2 separate regions of the Mus musculus genome follow, and region 2 is linked to region 1. Evidence: chromatin loops called from intact Hi-C (ENCODE). Cell type or tissue: left cerebral cortex. All regions are shown on one strand. Links, peaks and the distances in the headings refer to the core of each region. The heading gives the core; the rest is flanking DNA. Region 1 has its middle 26 kb from the start of Mir146. Region 2 holds the start of Gabra1 (gamma-aminobutyric acid (GABA) A receptor, subunit alpha 1).

The links. Hi-C counts contacts between places; a loop is a spot of excess contacts. Peaks named below come from ENCODE experiments on the same cell type or tissue, not always from the same donor. Only the 100,000 strongest peaks of a DNase experiment are listed, where the experiment ranks them.
Region 2: a loop joins it to region 1, with 5 times the contacts of the local background. A loop is called at or near these places in 4 of 42 quality-filtered maps.

The regions. Positions count from the first base shown.
Region 1 is chr11:43,342,371-43,355,011 of GRCm38, reverse strand. No RefSeq gene overlaps it. Among named protein-coding and RNA genes, the nearest start is that of Mir146, 26 kb to the left of the region's middle. In left cerebral cortex, for the core only: CTCF peaks have their summits at 5,193 and 6,200 (motif pointing right); DNase peaks (open chromatin) are centred at 4,863, 5,191, 6,225, 10,166 and 2 more places; H3K27ac peaks cover 1,825 bases.
Region 2 is chr11:42,176,349-42,188,989 of GRCm38, reverse strand. It overlaps Gabra1 (gamma-aminobutyric acid (GABA) A receptor, subunit alpha 1), which reads left to right and starts at 6,060. Exons shown (of 10, transcript NM_010250.5): 1 at 6,060-6,824; 2 at 9,342-9,430. The coding sequence starts at 9,357. In left cerebral cortex, for the core only: CTCF peaks have their summits at 9,294 and 10,473 (motif pointing right); DNase peaks (open chromatin) are centred at 8,451, 8,906, 9,231, 10,687 and 5 more places; H3K4me3 peaks cover 5,841 bases; H3K27ac peaks cover 4,254 bases.

The sequences.
Region 1 (12,641 bases), core at 2,460-10,459:
TGACTGTGTACTCACATACATAAAATAGGTAAATAAATCTTTAAAAATAATATATTAAAGCATCCGTAACTTAAAATGATTGTTCACTAAACAGCAGCTAATGGTTTAGCTACCTTCATGACACGACTATCTGGTTTTCCTTGCCTCGAACACAATGGATTAATACATGTGTAAGATCAGTATCTTAGTCTACAATAATGTCTCAAAACTATGGAGCAACTGTTCCTCAAGTGCTACAAAGGAGCTCATGGAAATGAGCCATCTAAATCCACCTTCACGTCAGCCCTGAAAAGATAAGTTAAACATTTAACTTCCCTTCCATGGGCAGATGGCCCCTGATGGGGTTTGAACAATTTATCAAATAAGCTGGAGAAAGATATCATTCATGTTCCAGAAGATCTCAACAGACTTGGGTGATAGGCTAAATTAAACAAGATGAACTGTTTTATGAAAAATTGTAAAACCTACTACCTATTGGGTTCCATTTCTTTTTCCTTTTCTTTTGGCACAGCATGGAAAGGGAGAAGTGGCAGGCTTAGGGCTTCCTGTGGCTGAAGTTCAGTGGGAAGCCATTGTGGGGATCCAGCTATCTACACAAAGTGGTCTTTGTCCTTCCTCATCAATAGAACAAGGAAAGTCAGAAGGAGGAAGGTGCTGCTTGCTCAGCGTCTCTCCACAGACCACATGCCTACAGTAGGATGACAGATTCCCAGGATATAGGCTGAGTAAACGCCACAACCCAACTGCATTACATGGAGCACATATGTGGCATCTGAGCTCTTTTGTGCACAGTGGTAAAGGTAGCTGGGTGTTTTTGAATGGAGTTAGAATGCAAGGCATTGGGGGTCAGCAGACTAAAGCTTCTCCCACCATCAAAGGTGGACACCATTCCATAAGGTCCATCCTCTCACCGCTCACTAAGGCTTAACTAATCCCCAATCTGGAAGCTGCTTTGAAGAGCTTTCTCTAAATGGAGACAGGGCATACACACTGATCCTCTCTTTGGGGAATTTGAAAGTGGGAAAATGATTGAAAATCAGGTAGTGCGTGACAGATCTATAAACTGAATTGTTCTCTGGAGGAGGCCAGGCTGTTAGAGGGGCAGGATAAAGGAGTACGGAAACGTTAAGACAAACAGGAACAAGAATGAGGAAGCAGGAACCCTTAGCTACAGTAGAAACAATAAAAGAGGTGGAGTTTACTGAAGGTCAACCTGGGTTTGCTGAAGCAATGATGGCTTCTCTATTCATTTCAGAAGAAACAGAGTTGCTTTGCCAGCTCTGCTTTCCCCTGGAAGCTTCCTGACGCTTCACTTGAGGTTCATCTTAGGTCCACCATTGAAGTACCTCCTACTACCTGAGGTAGTCTGTGGGAATACCTGTTCTCTGTAAAGAGAAGGTATTTAAAAGTTTCACGTGGTGAGCTAGAGCCCCCAGGAGACTGACTATGAGGTCATAGATGCCTGGGGGCTGTCACGTGGAAAGGATGGTCAAAGGAGTGTGGATGTCTGTGTAGAGCAATGATTTTCACAGTGAGAGCCTCAGACAGCCACAGGGCATCTGGAAACTCCATTTCTAGGTCCACCTTGGACTCACCAGATGAGAAAATTTGGGGGTGAGTCCACCACTGAGGGGTTCTACAAAATTGTTCCATCTGAGGCATCCTTAAGTTTGAGAACAGTTACCCTAGAGATGAGATTTGACAATGACATGGCAGAATATGAGTGTGAAGAAAGGTAAGAGAGCAGTCAGTAGAGCCAGTTCCCATTAGGTTTCAGGAACTTGGTCCCGTGAGCCTAGGAATGCTGTAATTCTGTTGTGTAATTCTGACACAACAGAACTGCTGCTGCCCAGTACCCTGGGAACTGATTTTTTTTTAAAAAACTAGGATTAAACTTTAAACAATCCTGTTGGCATAGCAGAGATCCCACAACAGCAAATGATGTGCACAGCAGCTCACACTTGTAGAAATTTTAAATCCCATTCTGGGGTTTCTACCCTGCCTTGATCATTCAGTTCCCAGATAAAAGACACACAAGCAACCTTTATATTTTCATTAAGCCTGAAACAGCATAAGAACTGGGCAGAGCTCTATGCTATTAGAGTCTTCTTTCCTATCGATAACCCCAAGTTATTACTTACTATATTTTATCTGGGCTGTTCTTAACTCCTATTGGCCAGCTCTCAGGGCCATGTTTTTATGGCTCAGCTAAACCATGGCTGCTTCTCCTTCCTCTTTCACCTCTTCTCCCTCCTGGTTCTCCTCTGATTCCAAGCCTGGGAATCCTAAACCCCACGTATGTCTCTTCTGCCCAGCTATTGGCTGTTGGCATAGTTATTCACCAATCAAAAATAACAAGATCACACAGTGTCACTTGGGTCTACATGAGGACTCTCTTATCTTTGGGACAACCAGGTTTTGGGGACCCAATATTAGCATTAGGATACAAGTAGCACTAGGCCAACCAACTATACACTTTGGCCACCCAGAATTGTGAGCCAGTCTGTCTGATGACACCATGGCTTCAGAACATGATAATATACATGCCTGTACCCATAGAAACCCACCTTGTTACATCTTCCAAATGAAGACCCCTGTCTATTATTCTATTATCTTATGCAGCCCATGGTGCTCTAGTTATTGCCCAGCAGCACACGTCTTCTTACAATCTGGTCTAAGAGTTGAATTCCTCCAGCATGTGTGGCTCAGCCTGCTCTAGCGAGCACAGTTCCCAGGTGCTTGAAGGAGACAGAGTAGGTATGATATATATATGAGCAGAAGGCAATACTAGATTCAGAGACTGGGAAAAGGGAGACAGAAAGCATGAAACCCAAGCAGTTCCCGCTGCTTTGAGGAGGGCTGGGGCTGCTTAGAGTTGGCTGTGTGTCTCTGCTTGTTCAAGAATGGCTCTTGACCTGCAGATACTATAGAGAACTGTGAAGTTCCTGAGCTCAAGAAGATGCTAAAAGAGGAAGTGTGAAGTAGGCAGCAGGCTATGCAGATCAGGAACAGGGACTGAGGATGGGCATCAGAGACTTTGTTGCCATGGTAACTCTGGGGCTAGGGTAGCAACGAACTGATTGTGTCTTTATGAGCCTTTCTTGGGGCTTCTTGTCATGTTCCTTTCTGAGTTAGGGGTCAATCCTGGCTCCTACTTTCTACCATGCAATTAAAAATTTCTGGGAGTGAGAGTCTACCTTGTCACTTGCTCATGGGGACCTCTAGGTCCTCATTAAACTGGCTTCAGTAAGACTCCAACATCAGAGCATACAAGTATAGGACACCTGAACAAGCATTTGGGGACGGGAGGCCACACTCTAGACACCAATGTCAAATATACATGTTGAGTCTCATGGTGGTGATCATGAGTGCATGGGCAAGCTGCTTTTCTAAGTTATGGGATCATTTTCAGACTGACCCTGAACAATGTCCATGCAAGCACTCAGCCCATGTTATTATTGATATTCTTGCCTTGGTATTGCAACACACTTCCAAAGTTCAAGTGAAGAGGGCTGGATAGATTGCATCAACCCTTCTCCACAGCTCCTGAAGCAGAGGCAAGGAATCTTATGATCTAGTATGAATAAATGTCCTTCTTGCGGTCTGTGGGGACAAGGTCACCAAAGCAGCCAGTGGTACCAACCCCTGCCCCAGCTGGCTGCCATCAGTGTTTGAGAATCCAAAACAGATTTTTTTTGAAAGATTTATTTATTATGTGTGAATATACTGTTGCTCTCTTTGGACACAAGAGAAGAGGGCATCAGATTCCATTACAGATGTTTGTGAGCCACCATGTGGTTGCTGGGAATTGAACTCAGGACTTCTGGAAGGCCACTGAGCCATCTCTCCAGCCACCCCACACCCCCCAACAGGTTTTGTATCAGCGATTTTTCTCTGGCTTTATCCATTCCATTTTCCTATCTCCCTGGCCTGGAATTTGGAAGGGCCCTGGGAACTTCTCTCAGCAACTCCTTTCCTCTCTTGTCAGTCATTTCTCTGACCCATGTCTGATTGTCAGGTTTCCATGGGGAGCCCTAGCCTCTCGAAGACTCTCTGTTTTCTGTTCTTAGATGGGCTTGAAGAAACCAGAAAAGGCATGTGAGGCAAAAGCTGCTTGAATTGATAACAATGGGACTGGCAACCTCAAATTCCCTTCCATTGAAAATTCCTGGGGGTGGGGGTCGGGATGGGGCTCTTGCTTTCAGTACTTTTAACTTTTTATCATGCCTCTTTGGATTAGGTTTTTGGTGGGCTTTCCAAAACTTGGGTGGAAGGTGTCCACTAAGAGTGGGAAGGGGTGCAAAAGCAGATGTCTATTTGCCACAAAAAGGAGCAAGTAAGGAAAGGTTAAGATGTGTACGTTTCCCACACACATTTGGCCTCTGCTTCCTTCATCCAATGAGGCAGCTGAGTCTTGACTCCCATTCTTGTGTCACAGAACAAGTTGGAGAAGTTACAGCACCCTGGGATGAGTCCTGCGCCTTTCTTTCTTGTCCCTCTCATCCTCTGCTCACCCTGATATCCCCATTTCCTGCTTGGGGTCTTACAGCCAACAGCCAGAGCTCCTGAGCTCTGTTTAAAAAAAAAAAAAAAGCCGTCACCATGGTAACCTGCATCCTGCTCCATTTCAACCAGAGATACAAAGAAGCAGCAAAAGAGAAAGTTTAATCAGATTAAAAAAAAAAAAAAAGGAATCTTATTGACAGTATCCGTCTTTTTGGGAATAGAAATGTTCCATTTTAGTGGTGTTATCAAATGCCAGTCATTTTATGTCCTGTGGCTTCCAGAGGGTCAAAGTCATTGCTTGCTTTCTAGGGCTGTAGATGTCACGCCTTCTTCTCCAGAACGGGTTGAAGGCTCTTATGTGGCATGCTGGCTTTTTGTTTCTGGTTTGTTTATAGGCAGGGTCTCATGCAATCCAGGCTGACCCCAAACTTGCTATGTAGCTGAGGCTGACCTGCTTTCAGCTCTCGAGTGCTGGGGTTACAGGCTTTCTGGGTGTTGCTGCACTGGCCCCTGTTTATGCTTCTTGGAAGGAATTACGGTGGGATTCACTCTAGGGAGCTTTCCAGGCTTTTCCCACCTCAGTCTCCCCAGCCTACAAATCCTTACATCATAATGGAATGAGAAAAAATAGCTGTGACATCCTTGAAGGTCGCTTACTCCACAGCGCCACTCTTGAATTTGTGTGTCTAGTGATTCTTCCCAGGCATCTATGCCCAGAGAATGCTCCTGGATCTTCCTCAGGAGGGCGTGACCTCAAGAGGGCGTGACCTCTGGAGGGCGTGGCCTCTGGTCTTCATGACTCACTTGGAGCTGGGAATTATCTGGCTCATGCTGGTTAGTTTTGTCAGCTTGACAGTCTCCTAGAAAGGAAGCACTCCAATTGAGCAATTTTCTCTATCGTACTATTTCGTGGACATGACTGTATGGCATATTTATTGATATAGAAAGGGCCGAGTCTGCTGTGGCTGCCGCTATCCCTAAGCAGGTAGTCCTTGGAGATATATGAAGGGTAGATGAGGTAGCAGCGTTCCTCCATGATCTCTGCTTGAGTTCCTATCTTTATGGTGTTGTAGTTTTTGTTCTTGTTTTTTTTTCCCCCATGACTGTGATAAGCATAAGCCAGATGATATCTTTTTCCTTCCTAAGTTCCTTTTGGTCATTGTTTTATCACGGCAACAGAATGAAAATTAGCATGTTCTCTCTCATAGACACAGGGATGAGCCCATGGCCTGTGGGAGTTCTGGGCTTTGGTCTGGCAGGACTAAGAGGCCAAGTGAGGGCAGGTCCGGTGTGAGGATGGAGGCCAATGGGTGCAAGGATAGGGAGGGAGACAAGGCTCTGAGTGTTTCTCTTGGTGTTCATTGGAATGTACTAAGACACTGCCATCATCTGATATTTTTAAGTTATCCTAGGCTCCCCTGCACAACTTCCCAGAATTCCCCTCATTCCACCGTCCTTAAGTCAGATATACACTTGTTATTTTTCAAACTAGAATCTTTGGTACTCAGCTTCAGCTGTCTTCCCAGCTATGTTTTTGTGGATACTGCTGGGTTATCTGTTTGTGGTTTGTTGTTGTTGTTTTATTTTAAATCACAGCGAGGTTTGTTTTTATAGACAAAGATACAGTGGCCCTGCAAGGACTTATCTCCTTTTTGCCTAATGAGTGGGCCACAGAGAGTGGCTGCAGTACAGTTCTTGGCCACTAGGGGGCAGGAGCACCAAAGCAAAGGACTAAAGAAAGCCAGCAAAAGAAGCCGGCAGGTAGCAAGACAACAGGGCTTGTGAGGCTGGCACAGTTCAAGTTCTGAATCTCACATCTCTGTATCTCATCTTGGATGCACTGCGTGCCTACTTACTCTGATGATCTCATGCACCAAAGTGCCCGAAAAGAAATTTCTTAGGACTTTTGATGTAGGATCTTACTGCCTATGAAACAAAGCAAGAGGCATCTCGGATAAGAATTAACCTTTCATAGTTCTTAAAGAAGTTCTTGGGAATTGTAAGACCTCAGCCTCCGCTTCCAAGACAGTGTGTGACCTTTTGTAAGAAGCCTAACCCACTACCTCTCCCTGGGCTTAAATGTCTTCTTCACAAAAGGCGAGATGATGGGGCATCATCATCCTTTCTAAATCCAAGAGGCAAAGGGCAAAGATGGCAGACGTGGTTTCTATAGACTCCTTCCCATGAGGCATTTAAATCCGCTCCTTCATCCCCACACTGGGATCTACGTACTTCTACAGGCGGCCGCACTTTACACACAAGAACAAAAAAAAACCTCAGGTAGAAGCTTGGTAAGAGGTGAGTGAGGTATTTTTTTTGGCTCTTTCTACTCACTCTGTGTCTGTCTGCACCCTTTGATGGTAGTGAGGTCTGCGAGCAGAAGTTAGTGAGCATCTGTGATCGTTGACGCTGTCTTGAAATCCACATCAACTCCTTCCTTATCCTGAACCAGAACTTACTGAGCCAGCCCAGGCTGCCTGCCTGGAATGGAGTAGATATGAAAGTCCACTGGGAGCAAGGCATGGCTGGGTCAGGGGTTCTCAGCCTCCCTAATGCTGTGACCCTTTAGTACAGCTCCTCATGTGGTGACGCCAACCATGCAATTATTTTGTGGCTACTTCATAACTGTAATTTTGCTAATGTTATGAATCATAGTATAAATATTGGGTATGCAGGATATCTGATATCAATCCCTATGAATAGATCATTTGACCCACAGTTTGAGAAGAAGCGCTGGTCTAGAAGGGTTTTTTTTTTTTTTTTTTTTTTTTTTTTTGCCTTGTCATAGATCGTATTTATGGCCAGGCAAGACTATTTCCATACAATGCCATGTGGTAGAGCTTTTGCTCAAAACTTTGACTTTTTTTTATTCTTAAAAGATACTCCAAAGAGTTTAGGAACCCACGGACCTATGAGACTATCTGCACTTCTGGCTATCCCACATCGGGGCAAGATGGTGGCTTGGCTCTCTTTCTATAGTCTCATCCATGAAACACCATGAAGTTAAAAAGATCAAAACAAAAAGCAAGTGATGCGAAAAAAAGCAAAAACAAAACTAACTTATGTAAAGCTTTTAATCCCAGCATTCAGGAGGGAGAGGCAGGCAGATCTCTGTGGGTTTGAGATCAGCTTATTCTGCATAGTGAGTTTCAGGACAGCCAGGGTGCTATGGAGTAAGGCCATGTCTCAAAGAAAGAAAGGAAGAAAGAAAGAAAGAAAGAAAGAAAGAAAGAAAGAAAGAAAGAAACAAACAAACAAAAAAACCAAGAGAAACAGCCAACCAATCAACCAACTAACCAGACAAAACAAAACTCAAACAAACAAAACACCCAAGCTTAAGTAAAACTTTCTCTCTCTCTCTCTCTCTCTCTCTCTCTCTCTCTCTCTCTCTCTCTCTCCTCTGGCAGCCTCAGTGTCTCAGGCTCACTGTCCCGGAATGCAGAGGGGAGGGGTTGGCACAAGGGAGATGAGTCCTTGCCTTGCCTGTGCTTGCTGCTGTCTAGCTCTGAGTGACCATTCTTCACGTTTCTCAGCTGCCTGGTTGACGGTAAGCGGCCACTTTCTGCCCCATTGCCATTTCACTTAGCAGGACATTGTAACTAAAGACTAACAGAGAGTAGCACCATTTCTCTCTTTAAAAATTACTTCCATCAAAGTAAATCCTTATTGTTGAAGACATGATGCATTTCAGAAACAGGCCCCGGAGGCCTCTGAGCTGGAGCTGACCTGAGCGGCCCGGCCTGAACACTAGCTTTCACGGAACCAGAAGGCACCATGCAAGTTTCCGAAGGAGGGAAGCGAGCAACAGTCCCATCTAACTATAACACGAATGAGCCGCATCAACAACCAGCATGGCGTGGTAACCCTAAGGGGGCAGTAGTGGCACACATGCCTTGGCAGTAACCATCAGGTCTCCAGTTGGATTTAAGACAAGTCCAAGGCTCAACAAGAAGGAATTCATGTCTAATACAGCTAACTACTAGCTAGCCTAATCTAGCTAAAGACTCAGTGCTGGTTAGAGTCTTGGTTAACTGGAGAAGAGTCTAGAACCATTAATTTACTAAACCAGCACACTCCCTAAAAATCGAAAAACATTTGTTCTTATACCTACAGGTAACTGTAGTCTTTACATCAAGGAAAGTGCTGTTTGGAACATATGGAGACCACTACAAAAAACCCTCAGCCAATCAAAGTGCAGGTTTGTGGACTCCAGTCCCTGTGGATACATCTACAAAATCCTCCCACGTGTAAGGCTGAGAGAGCATTGTGAAGAGGGGGCAGAAAGATTGCAAGAGCCAGGGGATCAGGGACTTTGATCTAAGATTGTGTCTCCTAGTAATATCAGAAGCTGTACTCATGAAGTCTCACCACTAAGACTGTCCAAGTGTGAGCTGAACAAGGATGGCACCAGTGGACATGACAGATTGGATAGGGGAAAGCCCATGAAGTCTCAGCCCCACATAAAGAGCTCTAGGCACCTGAATAAAGCAGAGAGTGGGATGGGGTGGACCTCCCCAGGGAAGAGCATACCAGATGGTTGCCAAGTGCCACACTGCCAGCCCTGTAAACACACATACAATTAATCAGACTAGCTAAACAGGTTGCATTCCTGAATACGTTCTATCTATCTATCTATCTATCTATCTATCTATCTATCTATCTATCTATCTATCTATCTATCAATCTATCTATCTATCTATCTATCTATCTATCTATCTATCTATCTATCTATCTATCTAATACATGTAATGACAATTAGTGAAAAAGAGGACATAGATTTGAGGGAGAGTGGGGAGGGCTTGGAGGTAGGAAAGGGAGGGGAGAAATGTAATTAAATTAAATAAAAAACATTGACCACTGTTTTTGTTTGTTTGTTTGTTTTGGATGGCATCAGCCCTGAACCTTTAACAAGTGCAGAGCATCCTGTGATAACTGACCCAGGCATCTATAATGGGCAGGTTCCTGTTGACCCCACCTGTGCCCTTCAGGTTACTCTCCTTGTCTTTGCTGGGGAAGAATTTTGATGTCTTTCAGATTATCTTTTCCAGCATTTCCATTGTTTAGCAAGGGGAGATGGCTTCTGAGCTCATATGAGATCTGCATGCGAACACAGGCTTTTGGAGCCACCTGCTCTGCTGGCTGCTCATCATAGAGTGTAGCTGGGAAGGAAAGACAAAGGGACCTCGAATTTCTCTGTGCGGGCCATTTACAGAACATTGGGGAAAATGCCTCTTGTTCACTATTTTGTGTTCGCTGTGTCTGTATTCTGTGCTTCAAGTATCCAAAATACTGTCCCCAGATAATAGCTTATATGGTACATTTGGTCTGGTCCTCTTTCCTGTGTCCCTAAACAGTTTAAACCCTCCATATCCTCTTCCTGTCCTAGTCCTGCCCCGCCTTTGTGTTCCCCCAGGACTATGTTTCCCAAGGGTGATTGCCACATCCTGACAGCTGCCCAGTCACAAGCTAAATATAAACCCTTCAGACAGCAAGTAAGCCCCTCTGGTTATCTGCTCCTTTGTGTAGCTTATTATCCTCCCAAATCAAACTCCAGAGGAGACTCACAGATCATGCATGCTGGGCAGGGCCGGTGGGGTGCGTGCGTCTGACTGGGTAAACCAAACAAACGAAAGCGTTGTGAGTCAGCTGTACCCTTTCAGCAGAGCGCCGGGTCTGCACTTCAGACAAACCCTCCAATCCTCAGACGTTGATTTTCAAAGCAAATTGCTGCATGTCGCATCAATACTGGGAGCAGATGTAATAGTCTGGTGAGCTGGCTGCATGCAGCCAAGTGCAGGGACATAGAATCAAGGGCAGAGAGTAGCTGGCACACTGAGGCTTGTATTATCTATATGGCTCTGCCTTCCTTACAGGACCATAGGAAATGGAGGCACGGTGGGCAGAGGAACCCAGGTCTCTGGTTGTCTTAGAGACTGCGAAGCCCAGGGCTATGTCTTTATAGTGACCCATGGTAAGGTCTGGGGCTGCATATGGCCTTCTGGCTGCGAGGATTCTTAACACAGAGGGCAGCTTGGGATCTCCAGGGGCTACAGGCTTAGTCAAGGCCAAAAGCTGTCATGCTGAAATAGCCAAGGCCTGAAGGAAAACAGATTTTTTTTTTTTCTTCCAGAAATTGGTGGTCTATTTCAAACCTTGTGTGCAAATGCTCAAGAAACAGGACCAAGGGAGGAATTAATGTTTGGAAAAGGCTCTGGGGTTGATGCCATTCTGCAATTTTTCTGTGCCTGGATTTCCCTCATGTTTCTCTAGAGGTTCACCTTCTTGGCCACTACATGTGGTCCCAGGACCTTGTTTCCTCTCACATTGTATTCTCTCTCCTAACGATATAACCCTAGCTAAGCCAAGCACTTCTTTCCACTCCTCCTCCTCCTCTTCCTCCCTCTCCTCCTCCTTTTTCTCCCCTCCTCTCCTCCTCCTCCTCCTCCTCCTCCTCCTCCTCCTCCTCCTCCTCCTCCTCCTCCTCCTCCTCCTCCCCCCTTTTTCTTACCCGAGACAAGAGCTCACTGTGTGTTACCTAACTAGCCTGGGGAAACTCAGTATGTAAACCAGGCTGACCTTGACCTGACCAATATCTTTCTGCCTCTGCTTCACAAGTGCTTCCATTAAAAGGAGTGTGCCTTTAGTCAGGCCCAACTTTCCCCTCTGTTTCCATGCATCACATTTAAATACAAAAGTCACGTCTGTTTCCTACCAGCTGCAAATGGAATACCTGACTTCACCATTTGGATGTCTTGAAATCAGCATTTTGAGAGTGAGCCTGCAATCACCCATCTGTGCTTTCTGATGTTTCTTACCTCATTGAACAGCAACCACAATGCAGTTAAATAAGTCAGAGACTTTGTCGAAATCTCGTATCTCTTCCCCGCTTGCAATGCTGTGCTTAGCCTTGCGTTGATTACTTGACTCAGACATATTTTTAACCTGCCCACCTTTCCCTTTTATGACTCTGACTCCTTCTGAAACTACTACCGTGTCTTGCTTGGACTAACAGATCAACTGCAACCCCTAATTCTTTTTCTTGAACTCACTATAGCTCCCAATTAACCAAAAATACCGTCCTCAAAAAGTGAGTTGAATTCTTTATTCGCCCTTTCTCTAGTGCTCCCAATCTGGTGTTCGCCTCTAGGTGACTCTGATAGTAGAGGATAGTGAGATTCCAACATTCTTATGCCCTTACTCTGTCTCTCTCTGTCTCTGTCTGTCTGTCTGTCTGTCTGTCTGTCTCTCTCTCTCTCACACACACACACACACACACACACACACACACACACTCTTATACTTTAGTCTTATTTGATATCTCCTCTCTCCACACCCTCCTGTAGTTTGCTCTTTTCAATGTAAGGACTTCACCCGTTTTCTTGGAAATGGCTTGTGAGAGATGAATTAGCTTTTACAACTCAGATGAGTCGGATGGAGCAAATAAACGTCTTCTGGCTCTTCAAGCTAACCAGTGGATGGGGCTGACGCTCCCGGGGACTGCTCTACACCAACAATCTGTGAGTCTGGAGCTGCAGCATTTCAGCAGAGGTGTACGTATAAACATTTCAAAGGGCATTTTACAGAGGAGGTGGGAAGAAGGTTCACAGTGATGGCTGTCTTTCTTTGTGGGATTGACTCTCTCTTTGTTCCTTGGCTGCTCTGTGATGGCAACTTAGAGGTCAGAGCTCAGCTTGCTGGTCATGGTTTGAACTTTTCTGGGGGCGGAGGGGGGGGGGGAATAAAAGTTGGAGGAATGAAGATCTCATTGTTTAACAGCAGACAGTAATGAAAGGCAAAACAATCTACCACAAAGAAAGCACTGGGGCCGCATCTAGCAAGAGCAGGACAGCCACAGGAACAGAGGATGGAAAGACAAACCAACCAACTGACGGACAGAACGACCAACCAACCAAAACAAAGTAAACAGCTAGCCAGGACAGCTCCCCATATCTGACCCCTGCAGTTACATCTGAGAATGCACATGTAGGTGATTGGATTTTCTTTGGCTATGAGTTAAAGTTTATGCTGAGAAGATTGTAGCAGGACTGAATGAGCAGGAAGAATTTACCTGGAGATGAACTTTCTCTGACTGGTCCTTAGGCTGGAAGTAAAAACACAGACATTTCCTTACCATT
Region 2 (12,641 bases), core at 4,642-12,641, 1.2 Mb after region 1:
GACCCCATAAGTCCAGCAGTCTCAATTAACTAAGATCCTAGGGAGCTCCCAGAGACTGAGCCACCAACCTGGAGCATACAAGGGCCAGTTCTAGGTCCCTGGCACAAATAGAGCAGAGGTCTGCGTGGTTGGGCCTTAGTGGGAGAAGATGCCGTGAATCCTCAAGAGACTTGAGACCCCAAGGAAGGGGGAGTCCTTAAAGGAGGGGGGAGCACCCTTTCAGAGGCAAGGGGGAGAAGTAATGGGATAAGAAATTGTGGGAGGGGGACTGAAGGGGACAATGGGAATATAAATAAATAAACAAAAAATAATAAATATTGAAAAATATTATATTGGGATAACCCTTTTTTCAATATCGGGCATGGTATTGCTCCTATTGACGAGCTAATCATTTCTATGAGCTAAACTATCATTTTGAAACTCATTCTGTTCTTTTCTTAAAAGTGGTTGAGAATGGGCTACCATATGTGGATCAGAATACTAAATATGAATAGAGACCCACAGCAAGCCCACTGAACAACTCTCAGTCTCTCACTCTGTGTGTTTCAATGGCTATCATCTTTACAAGCAGTAAAGGTAATCTGTAAGCAAGAATGCTAGACACCATGTTTTTCAGAAACGACAGAGCAGTGAGTGTAAAAATTCACACTGGTGAGTCAGGATTCACAATGTCTGTGCAAACTCAGGCCAGAAAAATATTAGAGAGGGGTGGTTGCAAAGTCCCACTCATATCTATGCAACTCATGCTGAATGATGGATGTCATGAAAAGGGAAATAAGGTTTCTTTGAGAGTGTGACTACCTGTCCCTAATGCTGTTGCCTGTCTGTGGAATCCGTTCCTGTAAGTGGGATACTTTGTGGCCTCAGTGGGAAAAGATGCTACTAGACCTGCAGAAACTTGGTGTGTCAGGGTGGGGAAATATCCAGGGGAGGCCTCCACCATCTCAGAGGATAAAGGGAGAGGGTGAGGGGCAGGAATGTCATAGGGGACAAGGAGTGGGGTAACAGTGATCTTGAGTTGTATGGATGAAAATTATAGTAAGAAAAATCTAATTCACACTCCCCACAGTTAACATGGGCCTTTAGTTATAGTTGGATGTATTTATGTACAATTTTAATAAAAAGGCATCCACATCCACACACTTGTTTTCATTTCACTCCACAAAGCAAAAATTATTGTAAGCATCAAGAACTGAGAGCTATTGAACAGATGGGGTATTAGTGTCTTAATTCTTGATCTTTGTTCTCTGTAAATCCTTCCATTGCATATCCTCTCCACAAATCCTGTGACCAGGGCATGATGAGCAGTTTTTCAAATGCAGCTGTAATGCTCAGGTCATTGTGGACAAATATATAAACTGAGATGTCCAGCAGGATAATAACAGCACATTCAAGTCTTGGGATACTGTAAAACAGACCTATCATAATCCTACCAGAAGACCCTACATAAACCAAGTGTAGTCTCTTGAAACCGGCTTGTCTATAATTTCCCCTTACTATTTCTGGTAAGTGAAAACCCTAAACTTTCCCCCCTGGATAATAAACACTTAATACAGACAACTGAGTATTTATTTATCTCACTTGCCTAAAAAACAACAAAGAGAAATAGATGTGCATCCATATCTACAGTTAAAATGTGTTCTCATTTGGTTTTATCTTAATACTGTTCTACTAATAATGTATGTTTCTTCATTCAGGTCATTTAGCATGGGTCTGAAATTGCATTTTAAAATGTCATGCAGAGTAGATATTTTAATAATTGTCTATTTTCATACCTTCTTTCTGACTTATCTCATTGTCTTCAAATTGCCAAGTGAATCTACAAAGCAGAAAACCCTTCTTCAGAGTTTGGGCAATATGAAGACTATTTATTTTTAAATGAATAAAATTACTTCTTGCTCTCAGCTTATCACTTCATTCAATTCTAAATAAATCTGAATTTAATCTACTTGAGTTGCTGGATTTAACATCTGTGAAAAGTCTTTTAAAGAACATGGGTGAATCCAGGTTATGATGTGTGAGTCACTGTATTGAAAATTATCAACAGAGGGAACCTCAAGAGTGCCCTACTTAAATAACTATTAAATTGCTCATGGCTCCTGCACATGTGTATATGTTATTTTTTAATTACACATAAAAGACGGTATTTTAAGTATATTCTTGGAAAAATCTATGTTTGCATGAAATAGCTATGGATAGACTACGTGCTAGGAGGATTCTATGAGGCCTTATACTTTCAGAACTATGAGGAAAAACCTATTCCTAAAAAAGATATATTGAGGCTTTTACAAGACATACCAAATTACAGCAAACAAATACAGTAAGGGATAAAGAGAAAACAAATGTGCAGTCATTAGAAACAATTTATGTTTCCAAGAAAAGAGTCAGATGTGATATTTTCCCACACAATGCTGCAACTTAAATGTGGGGTACTATAACTGTGCTTGAAAATTTCAATTAATGAAGTTTGGAGAACCTTGGTAATATACCCTGCCATAGAGCTGCTACATGGTATATATATATATATATATATATATATATATATATATATATATATATATCTGTATCTCTATCTATCTCTATCTATCTATCATCTATCATCTATCTATCTATCTATCTATCTGTCTGTCTGTCTGTCTGTCTGTCTGTCTGTCTGTCTATCTATCTATCTACCTACCTACCTATCTCTCTATCTCTCTATATATCTATATATCTATATATCTATATGTGTGTGTGTCTGTGTGTGTGTATGTGTGTGTGTGTGCGTGTGTGTGTGTGTGCAAACTGTGCATCTATCCTGGAAATAAAAGATACTATCTTGGATGGCAAATGTATCTCAATTAAAGCACAAAATTTTCCCATTTTAAAAATTATTTTTTAATTCAGTATCAATTATACAAGAAGGGATATTCTGTACAATATACTTATATGGTTCACTAAGTAAGGTGGTCTGTATTATATACTAGTGAAATTAGTAAATTTGAGAATACTGTATAAAGCCATTCATTTATATATTGATAATTATAGCTATTCAAGTAACAACCTTTACACTTATTATTATGGATTACTAGCCACATGTTAATATTGAGAATTATTTTCAGCCCACATATATCTGAGCCATGCCACTATCTTTTTTTGAATGTCAATAAAGCTGGTTTATTTTCATTTATGTTTTATTTTTACTCAGATATTTGTAAATGTTAAAAACGTCACTGAACGAGTGAGAACATTCATTATTTTTCTCTCACTAACTACACTTCTAGTTGATAAAGTAAAAGCAGTTTTCTGTTGAGTAGATTCAGTGTCATGGGTTCAATTAGGTCAGGGCTTTCTGCCATTTAAAATGACAGAAAAAGCAATGTGTACCAGACTGTAACACTAGAGACGAAGGTATTTGGCCTGCCTAGCATCTCTGATTCTAGGTTTGACTTCAGAGCCCTCCTGCTGAAAACTATTGGTATTGGGGATATTGGCCACTGGTTTCATGAGAAAGATGGTAAATAACAATAAAAATCTGAAATAAAAGTGAAATTGTATGTTCTCAGCACACTTGTCTTCAAACTAAATACTCTTGTTATAAATATTTACTTACTCCCCAATCTTTTGTTAACTTTTAATACTAGATAAATTTCTATAGTTTTGAAATTAAAATGTGCATTGATATCTGTGACTAACCTAAATGGCCAAATATATGTGTAGGGGCACATTTGTAGGGGCACAGGAACTCGCAGTGAAGAAACAGTTGTGAGTAAGTATGAATGAACAAGTGAACCTGAATTCTGAAATTTAGATTCCATACTAAAATTGATAACTCATGATCCAAATGACCTTGGGCAAATGTTTTGATGTTTGTAAGCCACGAATATGAAAGATTTGTAAAACGGCCATATTAAGATTTGTTTTAAGAAAGAAGTTGAATGTGCTATGCTAAACAATTGGGATATAATTTTACAAAGTAAACACTCAGAAATGTTAGAAATCATAATTTTTGCTATTTCAATAAGTTATTTTGTCAGGTATACACACTTTGAAAGGATTTATTCCAGATGTAACAGGAAAACTGTAATGCCAGCAGCTGTCAAAAATCATTAATAGAATGGGACATTATAAAATAGTTTTCTTTTTATTAATTTTTGTGTTTTAATATCTAGAAATATGTGGATATATTAATATCTCAGATGGGAAACTATAAATTCATTAATTGTTTACAATGTTGGGTAATGTTTTGGGAATTGTCAAGTTATTGGTATTTTAAATAATATATTTTATGAGAATGATGTATATGTAATATGTAATGTATATGCAATCTGCTCTATGTTGTATTTTATTTTAAGGGGCATTCTCATTTCTGCATTAACACTCTAGCTCCATAATTCTTCATGTATTTTTCTAGGGTATGGAAATGCTGTAGAGTTACATGTAGCTATAGTGGTACATAAAGCAGTACATGATTGAAATTGTTCTCAGAGAGTTTTCTCAAATAATAAAATTTCAGAGCCAAGTGTTTGCAAAATCTAATCAATAGAGAGATTTAGTTGTGTGACATGAGAGGAAAAAGCCAAAATTTCCCCCAATTTGTTGAGAACTGTAAAAGAAGTTACAACAATTTTGTCAGGAGAAGGAAAGACATTTTAAAAAAAATGTTATATTTTATGACTATTGGTTTTTTGGTTTTTTGTTTTGTTTTGTTTTTTTATGGCATTGAAACTATGGAAAGTTAGCAGACTGGAGAGATGAGAAAGTGCTTTATAGTTGGTAACTTGGGGCTTCAGGACTTCAGTAAAGTTAGTCTTGCTTTACAAGCTGCCCAGTGAACAAGTAACTAATTGATAAATGGAGCTCTGCCACACAAGGGAATGGCAGTATTCGCTGGTATTTGAGAGTGCATCGACCCTTGTTGTGTGCTTTGCGGGCAATTATTACTGTTTAAAGAGAGATGCCTCGAGTCAGTCCTCAACCCCACCTTCCAAACGCTTATCTTGAAAATTCCTTGTCAGCAATTCACCCCCCAAAAGCCAGAGAACAAAGTCACATTATGAATGTGGTCCTTGACTGTGAAGGCCACGTCATTGCAACTGCATAGCTTAAGGTTTCATCTTATAAACTGATTTCCTTGCAGCATACGCCAAGAACAACTTGTAGAATGCTAAACACAGGAGTGTTTGGTGCTGGCTAATTAGTCCCCCCCCCCCCCCCCTTTAATGTTTTGGACAACACTCAGCCTCTATTTTAAATTTCTCCTCGGCCAGAAGTCCACTAGAAGAAAATGGTCAGCGGGTTTACCCAAATTCAGACTTCATCTACCAGAAATATGAATGGCATAAGGATGCCTCATATTTTTCAGCACCTCCTCCCCATGTGGTTTTAAAGTGCTGAAAAGCAGCTCTTGGAGGTGCTGGCCATTGTCTACTAGCACCCTGAGGAAGACAGCACCCATGACCTGAGCTAGAAGCCATTCACAAAAACCCAGCAAGGAACCACAGTCATTGCTCAGTCCCTGAAAATCCCTCAGGAACATGTCGAACACACACACACACACACACACACACACACAAACACACACACAAACACACACACACATCCTGCATGTATAGTTATCTGTGGGTGAAGAACTCTCAGGGAAGGTAAGAAAAGAGGACAGAGAAGAAAAAACAAAGTAGAAGCTTTCCCCCCACTGACTTCTAAAAATTCCCCCCCCCCCATTTTTCTGAACCGAAAACGATGGAGTTCAAGGCAAAGGCATGTTTCCGGAAATGGAGATGTGCCTCTCAAACCCAGAAATGATTTATGCGAAGTTAAATATTCCGTGTTCGAAAACCTTGCAAAATTCAGAGTTAAGGGAGTCTGTGCTTTTTCAGGACAACGCACGCAAAGGTTAAAAACCCGTTTGCGAAGCCTGTCTGGCTGTCCTCTATGCTGTAGATGAAAGGCGGGATGCAAAGCACTCGGAATCTGACAAAGTATGAAGGACTCTAAGCCCAGGGGCCGTTCCCTAGCAAACAGGGTTCTTCCTACTGTCCCTCACTCGTCCTGGTTCTGCAACAAGCAGGGATTTAGCCATATGTGTGGGAGTGTGCGAGGGAGAGCAAGTCGAGGACAGAGCGCTCTCCACACGTGTAAGCCTACATCTCCCTGCTTCCTAGCTTGCGTTCATTCATATGAATGCAGTGGTTAAATATTTGATCAGAGGTAGCAGAGTTACAAGGATCGGTTGTGCTTTAATGAGCACACCTTAGAAGAGTATGCTCATAAATATCAAGAGAGAAAAGATCCTAAGAGTGGCCCCCATCTCTAACCCTTTCTACCCTTCCCTTCCCCCATTTTTCAGTCCCCCTTCCCCCCCAAAATAGAGGAATGCTTGCAGCAGATTGAAGAAGGATTTGAGCCGGCAGCTACAGAGATGGGGATTAGGGCCAGAGTGCAAGTTAAATTGCGCTGCATATAAAAAATGGGCGGATTGGTGTCCAGATCCAGTGGCTGGTACCACCTTCCTTTCTAAAATAAAATCTCTCTGGCATGAAGTCACCGCCTATTTCACATCCGGTTTGCGCTGGGACGTATTACTACTGTCTTGGTACAGAGAAATCTTTTGTTGTATAGCTGCAGATTGGATATTGGGAAGCAAATTTGGGTATGAAATCTCCAGTGCAGGAGCACGCAGAGTCCATGATGCCTCAGACCGTGTGAGTGAGCGCGGCGCGAGGACGCCCTCCGCCCGGCGCGCCCGCGCTCGCAGACTCGCGCAGCTCCGACTCACCGCGATCCTCTCTCCCACACTTTTCTCCCGGGTCTGGAGCGATCCGGTGCCCAGAGGGGGCCCCGAGGTAAGTGAGACTTCGGACCACGATCGCCCAGTGCTTGCAACCTGCCTTTGTCCTAGCTGGAGAGGCAGAGATGTTCTAGCAGGGAAGCGAGCAGGAGCAGGACAGGAGCTGAAGCTGGGAGCAGGTAGAAACAAGGAATGTTTTCTTCTTTCAGGGTGAAAACTGCAGCCTTATAGGAGTAGATTTTTCTCTCTCGCTCTCTCTCTCTCTTCCTGCTCTCCTCTTTAAGGAAGATTAGAATGTACCCTGAGGGGTGGGTGGTGACATGTTGTTTTGATCTCTCTTTCTTCTTCTTTTTTTTCCTTTCTCTCTTTTTTCTTTTCTTTTCCTCTTCTTTTTTTCTGTCCAAGGGGAGCTGCGGTGAGTTGGGGAGTGGCTCTGGGGGTTGCCATCAGCTAAAGTTAAGAGGTTAGGACCAAAAACCTGTCACCCTGCTCCATTCTAGGGAAGACTGGCTCACCCTGCTTGAACACGTCTCTTCTCCCCTTTCCAGCCACCACAGCTGAAATGCCCTCTGGTGTAGGGGTCTCTCCCATTCTGGAAATGAGAAGCTGAACTTACTTGCTCTGGGTGGCAGGGGAGGTGGGTAGTGGAGCATGCTTCTAGAGAGGGGAAGGATGGAGGTGGAAAGGGGGCAAGAGACAGCTTCGTGCTGCCTTTCAACTGTTCTGTTTGTATTCGCAAGAAACTTTCTTCCTCCACAACTGAAGTGCCACGGCAGGTTTGTTTTTCTGCAAATATGAGAAGAGTGCAAGAGCTATGGTGTCTTGCCATGGGAATCTCATTCTCTCACCCATTCAAGACTTTCTTTCCTTTTCTAGAATCAGTGGCGATTAATAGGGTTAAGAGAAGTTGTTTCCTCTTCAAAACAGATGTTAAAACATGCTTTAAAGAAAGAATTACCATTGTGCCATTTGGATGCAATATTTTCACATAATGATATTTATCCAAGATACCCTGTCATAGTCTACTCCTGTGTGTCAAAACCGGTCACTACATTTAAGAGAACACTATGAGGAAGCTCACGGTGCTTATCTCTACATAATTTCATTCTAAATGAATTCTGCTTCCCTGCTTACATGGCTGTGTGTGATGGTTCTTACTGATTGGAATGATCCGGGAGAGTGTAGAAAGCATTTTGTTGATGTATTTAAAGGCATACATACCACATGGACCTAGAGAATGCTTAATGTAAAAAAAAAAAAAAAAAAAAAAACAAAAAAAAACCCTGGGTTTTATAAAGCTTCCATCTATTCACGGTTGACCCTACTAAGGAGTTAAGAATCGAGAAAGTGGGAAAATAAAATACATGTAATAGTTTTCATAGTAGGACCAGGATTAATTTCAGTGCATTTAAGTAACTACATCTGCTTTTTAGCCAGGTAGTGCTCAGGATTTTAAAATTTGGCTTAATAATTATGTATATACACATAATTATGTGAATGTATAACACACACACATAGACATTTCTATAACTCTTCTGTTCCATACACATTTATTCCTCCAGTATCCTCCTACCATATCCAAGTTCAACAATCAGATAATGATTGATTGCAATTTACCTAAGTGGGAATAAATATACCCTCCTTTTCATGCGAAGCAAACCACTTAAGCTTCCATCTGTTGGAGACAAAGTGTTTTCTAGCAGCACCCTGGAAGAAATTAAAGGACGCTTACAAGATATGTGTGGGTATGTTTGTGTGCATTGATGTGTGTGTGTGTGTGTGTGTGTGTGTGTGTGAGAGAGAGAGAGAGAGAGAGAGAGAGAGAGAGAGAGAGAGAGAGAGGGAGAGAGAGAGGGGGAGAGGGAGAGAGAGAGGGAGAGGGAGAGGGAGAGGGAGAGGGAGAGGGAGAGGGAGAGGGAGAGGGAGAGGGAGAGAGAGAGAGAGAGAGAGAGAGAGAGAGAGAGAGAGCCCAGCACATGGCCTGACTTTAAAGTGTATCCTTTAGCTTCACAGAAACATTAGTGAGCATATTTAACAACCACAGAGGAGAAGCACGACTCTGGCATTCAACAGTGTGTTTCCAATGGTTTTTATAAAGAGGCAGATACAGTTGCTTCTGAAATCAAGGTATCTCCAGAATTCAGGGATGCATTTTGTCAACAGAGGTGTTAGTCTACTAGATCCCACGTAACCACATGCCCTCCTTTTAGAGACACCAAGTTTAAACCTTTCAGTACAGATTCCACCACAGGGACCCGAATCAGAAAGGTCGTTTTGAATAAATCAGCAAGTAATAGAAATGCAAAGGCTACTCTAGAGTAATTTTGTCACCTGAAACCATTTCAAGTTTTATAGGATAAATTAAAATTCTGGTACATTTCTGAATGGAAAGGTGGTACGGAAGGTGGGGAGTGGATGGGCCAGGTTTCCATTGCTTCCAATGAGTGTCATATTCCAGTGAGGTCATTTCCTGACTTCAAAGCATTCATCGGAACTGCCTCAGTCAGCCCTAGTGGTTATAACCTGATGTTTCTTGCAAGACACACTGATCTCTACTTATTCCACTTTTCAGCTGTGCAAGCCCGTGATGAAGAAAAGTCGGGGTCTCTCTGACTATCTTTGGGCCTGGACCCTCATTCTGAGCACACTGTCGGGAAGAAGGTGGGGGCATTTTCTTTAAAATCTGCATGACAATTTCTGTAATTTTTTATTTATTCCATCAGGGGGAAGAAAATTGTCCATGGATGAATTCATGACTAAGGGAATTCAGAAAACTTTACTGCAATAAAATTTCAGCTAAGACTAAAGAAGAATAGAACATGAAAATAACTTTCTTGTTTGGATGCTCACGAGAATACACTTAACAAGCTTTACTTTTAAATTTAAACTAGGAAATGTATGAATTCAACTCTTAAGTCTGAAACAACTTTTTAGTTTTCATTTGTAACTGAGCAAAAAATATATAATTTCCTAATTTATGGGAAAAGTTACTAGATAGTTATAAGTTAAGTTTTCAATAGGAAATTTTCTAACTATTTGCAAAATCATAGAGTAACTCACAAAAGCATGGAAGTTAAAATAATATTTTAGAATAAAAATAAGTTAAAATAATATTTATAACGTGAATGCCACATGACTAGAAACACATGTATATTGTGTTTTAAACCATGGTTAATAAAATCAATAGAGATAGAATATACCAGATGATTGCTGTAAAATACTAGATAAAAATTAAATTTTGCTCATTTAGTATTAATATCAAGAAGAAATGTTGTGAATCAATTTCAGTAAGTTGAACTAATAAATGTATTTTCTAATGATCCAATAAAGAACATGAGATTGTAATAGCATTTATCTAAATGATCAAATATTTTATATTGTTCTCTACTTTAATAGTTTTTTGTCTAGTCTATTCTTGTGCCTTACTAAAAGGTGTTCAGCATATAATAAAATCCTAAACTCCTTGAAGTGTAATAGGAAGTGAATCTTTATGAGTAAAAATCAGAGCTATGGAATCATCTGGAAAGGCAGACATTTCTGAGGATTGGTTTAAAATGAGATGCTGGCTGTGTTACTTTTTAGTATTATCGCATAAACAAATATCGGAAGAAGAAGATGCATATTACAGTCTGATACTCTTAATTTCAGGAGTTAAGTGATCAGTGATTTTTGAAAAATTATATGGAGTGTTACTATTATAATGACCTGTAGATGGAGTTAGTGCACAGTGTTTTATTACAGAGTTGTTCATGTGGAATCAAAAGCAGGTTCAGTAACTGACATTTCTCTTCAAAAATGAGTATTCAGTCTAGGGCATTCTGTGTTGTTATTAGTATTTATTCACTCCCAAAGTCATCTTAGTTCCTCTCCTGAGTTCTGTGGCAGTTGTAATTTAAATAGGAAATTAGATGTAAGGTTGAAGATGAGCCTGATTACAAAATCACAGTAAAGAAAGATTCCCATTCCAAATGGAATAACAGGGCTGGTTTTGTTTGGGAAGGGGCTGATCTCTTTGGTATTTGCATTCCAATTCAAACAATTGCTGACAGCAAGATTCATAAGCTTAAACAATTTCTTGTGTTTTACATAAGCTGTGGAAACACACCACACGCACAGATAAAGGTAACAGATACCCGGGATTCTGAGGGCTGTGTTAGCAGTCTAATCACCTTCTGTTGTTTCTCTAACTTATCATCTTTTCTTTCCTAATTTCACTGCTTCCCCCCTAAGAGTTTTCTCTATGGAGAGTTTCCTGAATCCCTAGATGTGTTCACATCTCTTTGTCTTTATCAACACGACCTTCCAGTGTCCTTGAAAGATGATGGATGGTATTTGTTTTTGTGACATTGAATTTTTACAAGTATTTACTTTCTGAAAGCCGATCTTGCTTTTACCTTACTACTGTCATCTGCCAATGAGACACGCAGGAAGTCACAAACTCACTGAGAACTTGATTTAAGAAATAAAATAAAACAACAAGGTGTTTAATTTTGCCAAATGAGAATAAGCTCTTAATCTGTGTGACATGAATGGATTAATGTTTAATTTAATGAAATGAAAAATGGTCTTGTGGAAATAAATTCCATATATTTAGTGCCATAGAGAAATTTTACGTATAACTATCAAGTTAAAACTTTATCAGAAAAGCAGTCTTTGAAAGTATATACAACTCAGTTAATGTCCATACAGTTAGGATAGGCATTCAAACAGAAGCAGTGAAGAGTCACATTAAAGTTTATACTTTCAGTATTGAATATCTTTTATGCATTTATCCATGAAAGAATCAGTACTAGAAAAATAAATTAACTTTGCATCTTTAAAGTGGCCATTATTTACATTCAGTCCTTCCTTAGTCCCTTCTATTGACTGTGGTTAATTTGGTGTATGGTGTGTTATATATCTGCAAGTTTTAAATAAAATTTTATAAAATTAAGAAAAAAGGAAGTGGTCTGAATTTTGCTTATACAAAATTAATTATTTGCAAAACAGCATTTGTTTCTGAGGTGAAAATAGATTATATTTGGCATCCCTGTCAAAGAAGTGAATTCCGGTTTAAAACACCATTATTTTGCTCACATTTATTTATTAACCATATAACTATGTACAAGTGAAACAAAAAGAATACTAAAATTTAAATATAAAGTATATAGGTTTATTTCCCTTTCTTAATTTTACACCCTGTACCTACTTAAGCTTTTCATTCAAGGTCAGAGCTTTCACTGAGATTTGTCAGCAAGTGTAATTTTTTCTAAGATAGAAACTGCTTCTCTCTGAGGATTTGAAGGTGTCATGCTGGTCATTACATAAAACACGATTAATTCTGCATAGATAATAGACCGGTTGGTATAGAAACACAAGTTATAGGAAGTGCATCCCTATGTGGTTGAAAGCTAGAATAATAATACTGAAAGACTATAGCCCCAAACAGAAAGAACAGGAATGACCGTTCCTCTACAGAAGGTTGAAAATAAAGTCTTATTCCAGAAAGTGAAAAAAACTCATTTCTGACCTCTGCTTTGCCCTTAAGTAGTTGTGTCTTAAAACACGATGCCACCTTATATCTAGAGTGCATCTTACATCGTGTTGGCTTTTCCCAACACTTCTACTATGTCTAAACCCAGAAATGACCAAAGTTAAAGAAAATAAAGGTTTGAATGAATCTTCATTGCTTCATACATCTTAAGGGAAATCAATACACTCATAAAAATATAAATAACATAATAAATGATTTATGTATCTTCCTTTCCTAAATATCTTAAAAGAACATCCAAAAAATCAAAATAAAAAATGTATGGAAACGAAATGGAAGGAGTTTTGATATTTAAAAATTTGCATACTAAATAAAAAAGAACCTTTGAATTCATTGTGTAAC